Regions from separate parts of the Mus musculus genome. Here region 2 is linked to region 1. The links are chromatin loops, found by intact Hi-C in ENCODE. Cell type or tissue: left cerebral cortex. All regions are shown on one strand.

Evidence for each region. A loop is a pair of places that touch in the nucleus more often than their neighbours do. Peaks named below come from ENCODE experiments on the same cell type or tissue, not always from the same donor. Only the 100,000 strongest peaks of a DNase experiment are listed, where the experiment ranks them.
Region 2: it touches region 1 in a loop (3-fold over the local background); 1 of 42 quality-filtered maps calls a loop at or near these places.

The regions. Positions count from the first base shown.
Region 1 is chr6:54,250,988-54,255,987 of GRCm38, forward strand. All of the region lies in intron 6 of Chn2 (chimerin 2), which reads left to right. It overlaps Gm15527 (a long non-coding RNA gene), which reads right to left and starts at 4,007. Exons shown (of 3, transcript XR_003956307.1): 1 at 3,579-4,007. In left cerebral cortex, CTCF peaks have their summits at 2,403 (motif pointing left) and 4,025; DNase peaks (open chromatin) are centred at 2,490, 3,061 and 3,985; H3K27ac peaks cover 558 bases.
Region 2 is chr6:54,476,419-54,481,418 of GRCm38, forward strand. The region is part of intron 2 of Wipf3 (WAS/WASL interacting protein family, member 3); the gene reads left to right. It also overlaps a transcript of Scrn1 not described here. Among named protein-coding and RNA genes, the nearest start is that of Gm44026, 12 kb to the left of the region's middle. In left cerebral cortex, a CTCF peak has its summit at 2,707 (motif pointing left); DNase peaks (open chromatin) are centred at 57, 2,438 and 2,715; H3K27ac peaks cover 19 bases.

The sequences.
Region 1 (5,000 bases):
GCAACAAGAGTAATTTAATGGTTGGAGGTCACCAATCATTAAACACGAGGAATTGTATTAAAGGGTCATGGTATTAGGAAGTTTGATCGCTGATCTAGACATAGTACAGCCCTTGATCTCTACAAGAGAAATTGATCTCTGATTTCTGTTCTTCATAATTATAGAGGACAAATGCTCTTTGAAGCCCCCAAGTTTATTTGTTACAGTACCTGCATAAAAGTCCTACAGCTGTATCCATCAAATGACTAGTATGACCATTCTTTTTGTTTTCGGGGTTTTTTGTTTGTTTGTTTGTTTGTTTGTTTTTGTTTGTTTTTGCATCAAGAGAAGAGGAGAAGGAACAGCGACTTCCTCAAACTGTTCATTCCCATAGCCAGGGGCATTTGGGGAGCAGTGCAGCTTACTGAGCCTGATGCGGGGGACCCCACTATGGGATGGTAAGAGCCCTGAGAGGAGTGGTGTCCTGGAAGCCTTAGCCAGCTGGGTAGAGGCACAAAGGCCACCCTTCTCCCCTACCTGTTTTGTGTGTGCCTGTTAGCTGACTCAGAGTTGACAGTAAGATCGGGTCTACCCAGACTAGATCTGTAGCCACCGGGAGGTTCCAGTTTAAAATCCACTTGGTTTCTTTGGGCTAAAGTACAATCGCATCGATCCCTCTAACCAGTTTGGATTGCATTCTCACTGGTACTGACACCCTGTGCTTCCCCGAATCCTGTCTGTCCTCACACAGTTTGCCCCATATGCCTCCCAGCCCCGACAGGTCTTGAAATCTCTGTCCCAAAGTGCCTCAGTCAGGAGGGGATTCCGTGTGTGGGGATATGATAGAGCCGACAGACGTACCCAGACACTGGCTCTCCACAAAAGGTTCAAAACAGGCTCTGGTAACAAAGCAGTTAATTATCAGCGATGGGAGTTCAGGGATAGTTCAAAGGGGAGGTGACATTTGACCTGTGTTATTAAGGGAAAGGAAGTTGCTTTAAGGCAAAATAAAGAAAAGAGCTGCCAGGCAGAGAGCCAGGAGCAGAGATGAGGGCCTTCAGATGTGGCCATTGGAATGCAGCACGAGGAACAGCTTGCACCGGGGTAGGGAAACGTTCATAGTGCTAGCCACTGCGTCACAGTCATGGAACTTCTGATGCCAAGGACAGCTAGCAGGCAGGGAAGTATGGAAATGAAATGTGCGCGTGGCTTGAGATCTTGGGGTGTTGAGTAAAAAGTGGGGGGTTGTTGTAGAGCGTGGTGATGGAGTTCCCTACCATGTTCTAGCCAGTGAGCCCTCAGCCCTCAGCACATCAGTCAGGATGGGCTGGGTCAGGTCACATTAAAGAAAACCCAACAGTAGTACCAACCTGTTATTTCTTACCCATGTCCCATGCCCATTGTGGAATGACCATGGGCATTCTTCCTATGACACATCCTCAAGGTGACACCTAACTCTACTTTATTTGCTTAGTCACATGGCCACAACAACTCTAACAGTACAGAGACAGTGGCTGTGTGGCTTCCTTGAAACTCGCAGAACTCTAAAGAGGGCGGGTGTCACTCGCTCTAAGCTTCCCAGACACAATTCGGTGTCTTCTTAGTAGTTAGGTTTCAAACTTGGTAAAATCATCCCAACAGCAGTTTGACATGGTCTTCCTTGGTTCCTTTAAAAGCACCACAGTCTGCGGAGTGCTGCTGGATACAGCTGAGATGTTTCCCCACCTGGGGTGCAGCGTTATTCACCGATACCCATGATGTAGACCCTACCCTGAGTTCACACCACCACTGTGATGCCACTAAACTAGCAGTTCCAGAAAGCCACTAAAGAATGTGCTCTCAGGCAGGGAAGGCTCAGCAGGTAAAGGCACCTGCCACCAAGTCTGATGTCCTGAATCTATAGTAGGACAGAACCAATTCTGAAAAGTTGTCCTCTCACCTCCACATGTGCACTGTGGCATGTGCACACCTATGTGCCACTGCATGTTTTTGGAGATCAGAGGACAACTTGTAGTAGCAGACTCTCTCTTTCCACCATACGGATTACAGGTTCAGACTCAGGTTGTCAGGCACCTTGACCCCAGTGAGCCATCTTACCAGCCTCTCCAGATTGTTTTTAATCTTCAAGGAGTTTAATGGTGGAACCACTCACTCACTGTACAAAATAAATGTTCACTTGCCAAAGTTTAACATATGACTAAGATTTAATGAACACAATATAAACATCACTATAGCCCTAATACAACAACTTTGAAAAGTCATCTGATAAAATGATAGGTTCTGGGCTGAAGAGATGGCTCAGCAGTTAAGACCACTGGCTGTGCTTGCAGAGGGATCAGGTCAGTCCCAGCACCTACATAGTACATCACAATTCGGTGTAACTCCAGTTGCGGGGTCTCTGAGGCCCTCTTCTGGCCACCGTGGGCACTGCATGTGCAAGGCTCACAGATACACCCTGTCAGAACACCCATACACATTCAATATAATTGTTTAAACTAGAGAAGGTTTTCATAGTCTTAGAAGCTACTTAGTCACATCACAGTTGTGGACACACAGAAGGGTACAAGTTGTTCCCAAGCCACACCCGTCTGTTCTCCGGATGGCCAGATGGGCACCTGAAGCCTGTGATTTCTCCCAACACTGGGAAAGTGTGGGGTTCCAGTTTACTGGCTTGGAACAATTGCTCCTGGTCCGTTTTTCAGAAGTCCGTCCTTTAACGTGTTTTTTCAGAGGTCAGACATGCAGGTGGGTAGAAGGGCATAAGGAGAGGTCAGGGGTGTGGAGCAGGAGAGGGAGGAGCCACCACAATGCATTCTGCTTGAAAGTGCAGAAGAAACCTAATACTGTGTATGCTGCTTAAAAAAGAAAAAAAAAAACACTCTAAAAATACCCAGCTGAGCCATGCCTGTGGCCAGCAAGTGACAGACTGGGGTTGGGGGAGGTGTCAGGTGCTACTTGGCAGATCTTGGATCCAAACAATGTCTTTTGCTCTGGAGAGAAGTGAGGACAAGGAGGACACCACGCCTTGTCTGAGGACAGGGGTTCAGCCCAAGCCCACGTGAGCCTGCACTCCCGGTGCCCAGCCTTATGGTCCTAGTTCCGCCTCCATCACACAGAACAAGGCAGCTGTGCATCAGAACTCAGCTACTAAGGATTTCCCAGTCACAGCCAAACTCTCAGCTGTCTGAGATGAGTGTTTTCAGGAAGGAGCCCAAGCCTCAGGGCTGAGAGGAGAGTCAGAGCGCTAGGCTGTATCTCGGTAGTAGAGCGCTTGCCTGGCTCACAGGTCCCTGGTTCAGGCCCTGACACTGTAGACAGTAATAACAAACCTAACTAACAGTGGCTCTTTCAAGGACAACTCTATCGTCTCCCCGAGCACATCCCACGTTGGTGTGGTTGTCCACTTAAAATGCTTTTGTCTTTTTCTCTGTCTAACACACGCTTGCTCTACACAAAGGCCTGTCAAAGCTTTTTGAATATTTCTCCTGGCCTTGACTTTCTAGAGTTCCTCTCCTCCGCCCCCGCCCCACCCCCCACCCCGTCTGCCTCCCTGAATTTATTGTGTCTTCTACCTTGTTCCCAGAACGCTTTGAACCTACCTCTTCCGAGTCCCGGAGCAGGAATTGTTACATGACTACACGGTTCAAGGCCATTTCTCTTCACTCTTGCAAATATTGGCTCCTTGAAGTGAAGGCCTGAATGTTAGTTATCCTTAGTTTCCTGTGCCCACCATAGTGCCTGGTCCAGGGGGAGAGAGTGTGATTACCAAATGACGTACAAGCACCCAGGTAACAAATTTCAGGCACACTGTGCCTGGACAATACTACGGCCTATTTAACCTGCAAGTGTCTGTCTCCCCTCCCCCACTGTCCTTTCAGATTTCTAGGTCAGATGCAGGTCCTACAAATCTGTTCTCACAAGCCTTCCGGGTGCTGCTCCAACTGTACAGGAGCCTTCTGCGATGTGTTTGTCCAGTGGTTAGGAATGCCTCTGGTTGGAGAGCCCACAGGGAAATTAGACTGGAGCCCCGTGCTGCTCCGCAGGCAGGCTGTAGGGGGTGCTCTGCAGCCTACTTCTGCATTCCACTGGGAGTCAGAATAGCCCAGAAGCATCTACCCATTCTTATCCCCCACCCACGTTCCAGGTCCACTTAGACTTCCCCCAGGCCACAGCACACAGAAGCATGCTAGCACCTCTCTTAACTTTCCAGAGTATTTGAGACTCACTAGTAGGTTACCCTAATGTTCTGGCCACATAGAGTCCTGGCTCCAACACTAGCAGTGGTCAGTGTTTTGGGAGTGTGGAGTTTGGGCTTCCAACCACCCTTGATGACAAGGCCAGGGGGTCACTGCCAGAGCAGGTCCCGGCTGACCTAGGGCCTCCTCCTCAGTGTCTTGAATCAAGTCATACAGCCATCCCCACTCCAGCCCTCTCTGGCCCGTGCACAGCAGAGAGTTTCACGTGTCTTCCAGGCAACAAAAGCATCCTAACTTCCTCAAAGGGTCCCCTTTCTCCCTGTCGCTATCCCTCCCACCGCCTTCCCTGCAGGCCTCATCACACGCATGGGGGGCAGACTGCTTCCCAGAAGAGGCTCAGTCCCTGCTTGCTCATTAAGTCGCTGTAATTATACGCACGTGGGCCTAATTGGTTTTAATTGCACTCCAAGGCTGCTCTAGGTTACAACGGTGTCTCCAGCCTCAGAGAAGTTGCTCCCTTTATTTACCGCTTAAATAGTATCAAGGGGAAAACAGGAGAAGTGATAGTGAGGAAACTCTTCATTCTGAGAGAGCAACTTTCAAAGTGCTTGGCCATCCTGACCCTGCAGTGCTGGGTTCAAATTCAGCGCAAGGAAAGTGAGTCAAGCCACCGAGAGGCTGTGCCGCTGTGGAGAAGTCAATCCAGCATGCAGGCTGCGCTGCGGCTGCACGATGCTTAACTGTGGTGTGGCATCCTCTCTTTATGAATCTGCATCTATTCTCCAGTTGCACACACCCATCTACCTGAAATTCACAAATAAACCA
Region 2 (5,000 bases), 230 kb after region 1:
TGGCAAAAACGCCTCGTTCTTGAACAGCATGACTTAGGTACCATTTGGAGTGCAGAGAACATCGTGTCGGGCCTGATGGGGGAGAGTGGGTAGGCCACCCCTCCTTCACAGGATATTTCCGTCTCTCTCCTGGATTCAGAGTTCCCTGTGTTCTTCCGCGCAAAAAGCACAGCAGCAGGTGGGAGGCTATTCTAGCTGTCCTTGTGATCCAGGCTTGGCAATAAACTGCCAAAGACAGTTATAAGCTGCTGAGACCTGTCTGCCCACGAGTCTGAGGCTGCTGGGGTAGCCTAGGGCTGAGATAATGTGCAGGCCCCGTGTGCCAGGGAACCTGTGCACCCCTTTTCAGTGCAACAGCCATAAAGAGAAAAGCATAAATCTGACATCTGCAGAAAGGTGAATGGAACTGGAGTCGTTGGGGGAAGGGAGCTAGGGGGCAGATGCAGAAATACCAATATTGCATGATTTCTTTCAGATGCAGGACCTAGATTTCAGTGGGGGTAGGGGGCAGATGCAGAAATACCAATACTGCATGATTTCTTTCAGATGCAGGACCTAGATTTCAGGATGCATATGCAAGTGAGGGTGGGTCAAGAAACTACAAAGGACTTCATCAGAAGGAGGAAGAAACTTTCAGGGACGGGGGGGGGGGGGGTAGAGGAAAAAAAGAAAGAAGCAAGTGAAACGCCTGTGACCAGAAAGCAGAAAGGAGGCTCTGGGGTGTGGGGGACCAGCAAGAGGCAGGAGGACAGGGAGGAGCAATAGGAGACCAGGTGAATAAGGACAAAATGTGTATGGACATGTCAGAATTAAACCTGTTACTTTATATGCTAGCTTCAAACGCCAACAAATACAGGGACGGGTTTAGATCACCTTTGAGAGAAGTACCTGGCTTGGTTTGGGACAACCACTGGCCCTTTTCCTCGTTCATATTTGAATACATTTTATTTTGATCAAATTCATCCCTCACTCCCCACCTTCAGCTTTTCTCTAGCTTGCTCTATCCCATCTTTCCTTCATTTTTATGTCCTTCCACACTCTGTAGATGATAGATGATAGGTAGGTAGATAGATAGATAGATAGATAGATAGATAGATAGATAGATAGATAGATAGATTAGATTACCTATTGAGTTTAATTAGTGTAACCCAAATGTAAATGAGTGTAGGACTAGCCTTTATAGGTTGGGACCTACCCCCTACTTCTGAGAAATCTGACTTCTTTCTTCTGGTAGTCATGAACTACCTGTAGCTTCTCAACTAGTGAACACACACAAACACACACACACACACACACACACACACACACGTGCGCCATGCATGCCAGGATATTGACCAGATTGATCTTGACAAAGTCTTGTGTAGCATCCACAACTGTAGAGAGCTTATGAGTACAGCGGCTCTCACATCTGGAAGACAGTTTGACAGCGGCCCCTGGGAGCTCTGGCCCTTAGAACCTTCCCATTCTCTGTGAGACATTTGCTGAGCCTTGGGAGGAATATGTGGTACTGGCTCTCTGCTTTTTGGTCTCTGTTGTCCCCTCAGCAAACCTCCGTCCACCGAAGAAAGAAGCCCCTCCCCGGGCACTGTCTACACCTCCAGAGGATCTGGACTCGGTTTCCAGGATCTTCAACCACTCACAGCCCTCTGTAGCTCCAGTTCCAGGAGGCTCTTCTGGCCTCCTCAGGCACTAGGCACACATTTGGTCTGCACATAAAATTAAAAAGACATAAATACGTATTCTTAAAGAAGCAGCTTTTCAGATGAGAGGAGAGGGAACCAGCGACATTGGTGTCAGCCTTTCTCACAGAAGACAGTGTTACAACAGAGGCCAGGTGGCAGAGGGAAGCAAAGAGGTGTGGTGGAGGACACATCAAAGTTCTGATCTAGACTGTCACTCCCTGCCCAGATAACAACCGCAGCTCCGCTGCTTCATTTACTGGAGCAGCAAAGGGACACAAATGGCTTTTATAATGTATCCAAGTCAGAGCAGCCACCTCTCCACCTCTACTGCTACCCTTGGCTCTGTGTTGCTGTCATTTGATTTTGGTATTTCTAATCTGCTTATTGGCTTACCTCTGGCTTTCAGCTTCTTTATCCAAAGAGAAAGGCTCATGTGCCTGTCCTCTGTGGGATTTCATATTCTTTCCAGCTCCTGGATGACTTCTTTTGAGTCGTACAGTAGCAAACTGTGTGAACCAGGGCTTTGGGTGGAAGCAGACAGATCTTTGTTCTCAGTCACATTGTTATCGGGAAGAAACAAGAGTGGTCTTCGCAGGGATGTCATGATGGGTGTTTCAGACAATTTGCAAGCTTGTTTTCCACAGGGAAAGTGCCCAGGGTTGCTTCCTTTCCTGTGCTTATGATTTTAGTGAAGTTGCCAATGGTGAGGATTGGCACAGAGGAAAAATACTCAGTGGATATTTAGGAACTCTTTCTTCCTGCTTCATTATCCTGTCTCCATGGTAACAAGGATTCTTAGGGTTGTCTTTTTTTTTTAAACCACTATAGTTGGAAGATTGACAAATATTGTAGCTTGAGTAGAAATGACTGTCTGTGTGTAGTATAATCATCAACATATGAATGAATGTGTCCTTTTGTCAGAAACCCACTAAGTCTAAATATATATATGGCTTTTTTTTTTCCCCCAGAAGTTAGCAATTCTTGCCTGGCCTGCCTCACAGAGAGATTGGCAGGTGCCTTATGGTGGCAGGTGCCGGAGAGCCCTCTAGTGGGAAATTGCCAGGACAAACTCAGGAGCAGGAGAGAGTCAAGAGAGAAGGGATGTTCACCAGTGTGCTTGCTGGAGAATGTGTTCATTTGTCAGTCTGTCATGTAAGAATCCCCAGGCACATACTGAGGCCCGTGCTAAATAAGTAACAAAATTAAGATAATGATTTCAATGCGTCAGTCTCCAGGGCCCTCACCTGAAACATCTGTTAATGGGCAAAATCAGAGAGTAAGGATGTCTTCAGGCCGTAAGTGAAATTGAGTGGCTGGAGAGAGATGGTTTAGCAGGGAAGAGCACTGCCTCATATTCCAGAAGGCCCTGGTTTGATTCCCAGCGCCTACACAGAGGATCATGATCCTCTGTTACTCCAGTCCCAGAGGATATAGCACCCTCTTCTGACCTCTGAGGGTACCGGGTAAACATATGGTACCTAAACATACACGCAGGCAAAACACCCATACACATGAAATACAATTTTTAAAACCTGGAGTCTGAAGTAGACGAGATGATCCTTCTCTGGGGAGTGGAAGGGGATAGGAGTTTCTCACCACATGAGTGCCTCTCAAACAGAACATTATAAACCTCCCCCTTCCTCAAAACCACCATCATGCATAGGACTTCCATTGCTGTTTGTCCTGCACTTAGAGAATTACAGAACACTCCTTGCCCAGCATCCCTAGCCACACATAAAGCACACCTGAGACCCTAAGGTCAGTTTTACAAGAACAGTTGTATCCCTCTTGCCCAGGGCCCTGATGCTTTTACTCATTCCATTTTAAATGACTTTGATTTTAATGGCTTGTACAGAGTATTTTAAAACCACGTTGTGTAAGAAATAACCCTATTGTACGTGTATTATAAAAGCATTTGAACTATGTCTAAATGTACTGAAGGCTGTGGAACTGGAGAGCCCGGTCCACAGCTATGTTACCGACCAGCATCCACAAGCCTCTCCTAAAGGCTCAGAAAGTGTGTTTCCAGGCAACACGGATCGGGCTTTAGAGCTTAGGCCTTTCAAACACGTTGAGGGTCTAAGTCAAGCCAGAGTCACTGGTGGACTCCTTATGTTTAGCCCAGAACACAGCGTCTCTGATGATGCACAGCCCAGGAGTTTGTATCGAGCAACCTAATTTTCTTTTCTACACTGGATTAGATAGATCCATTAGTTATAAGCCCAGAATCACAATATATGCCGGTGTCGAATTAAGAAAAGCAATCTTGGAGTAATTTAACCAAGAGCAAGCCAGAGTCTCTCTCTTGTCTCTAATCTGTCTGTGATATGAACCTGAATCTGTGCCTGCCTGAATGCTGTCTTGTAAATCTCTCTCTGTGTGTGTGTGTGTGTGTGTGTGTGTGTGTGTGTGAATTACTCATGGGCCAGCGGCATGGGAGACCATATAATAAGATTAAAGCCATGCCTTAGCTTAGGCTGTAAAGGTTTAATCACATGGGGGCAGGAGGGCTAGAGATAGCTCAGTGGTTAAGAGCCCTGACTGCTCTTCCAAAGGTCCTGAGTTCAAATCTCAGCAACCACATGGTGGCTCACAACCATCTGTAATGGAATCCAATGTCTTCTTCGAGTGTGTCTGAAGACAGCTCCAGTGTGTACTTATATAAATAAAATAAATAAATCGTTTTTTAAAAAAATTCATCACATGGGCAACCCAAGGTAGGTGAGGTTGCTTGTTTGTTGCTGTCTTAAAGTGGGTTAAAAAGACAGGGCTAGGACCACAGTAGGATAGCAGTGACCGCAGGGTATGTTAACTCAGCTGTGAGTTAGCAAAAGTTCCAGTCTCTTAGAATCTATGAGAGCATTTGTAACCACCCCACTTTTCTGACTAGAACAAGGATTTTCAAAGCCCAGTGCCCCATCAGGAACTGCGTGAGGCTTCCCAGGAGCCTGATTTACCTGGTCCCTGGTCTCTGTGACCATCAGTGGCTACTCAGCCATGCACTCTGATACAGAGGAAATAGCTCCTTGCAGGTTATGCCTGTGTCCCTGGCACAAGTGTATGTTCAGGAGAACTCACAGGGTGTCTTAAACCTGTTGGAGCCAATCCAATCATTCATTCATTCACTAACCATGCACTCACCCAGTAAGTAGAGTATATAGTCACTAAAATACCCTGTGACCCCTGACTCCCTGTCTTTCTAATTCTCTGACCCTGGAGAACCCCGTTTCTCTTGAGCTTCCTAGTTCTCCACTGAGCTCCATACAAAGGTCACTACACCTCCCATAAAGCCGGCTCCCAGAGCCTGAATCCGCTGCA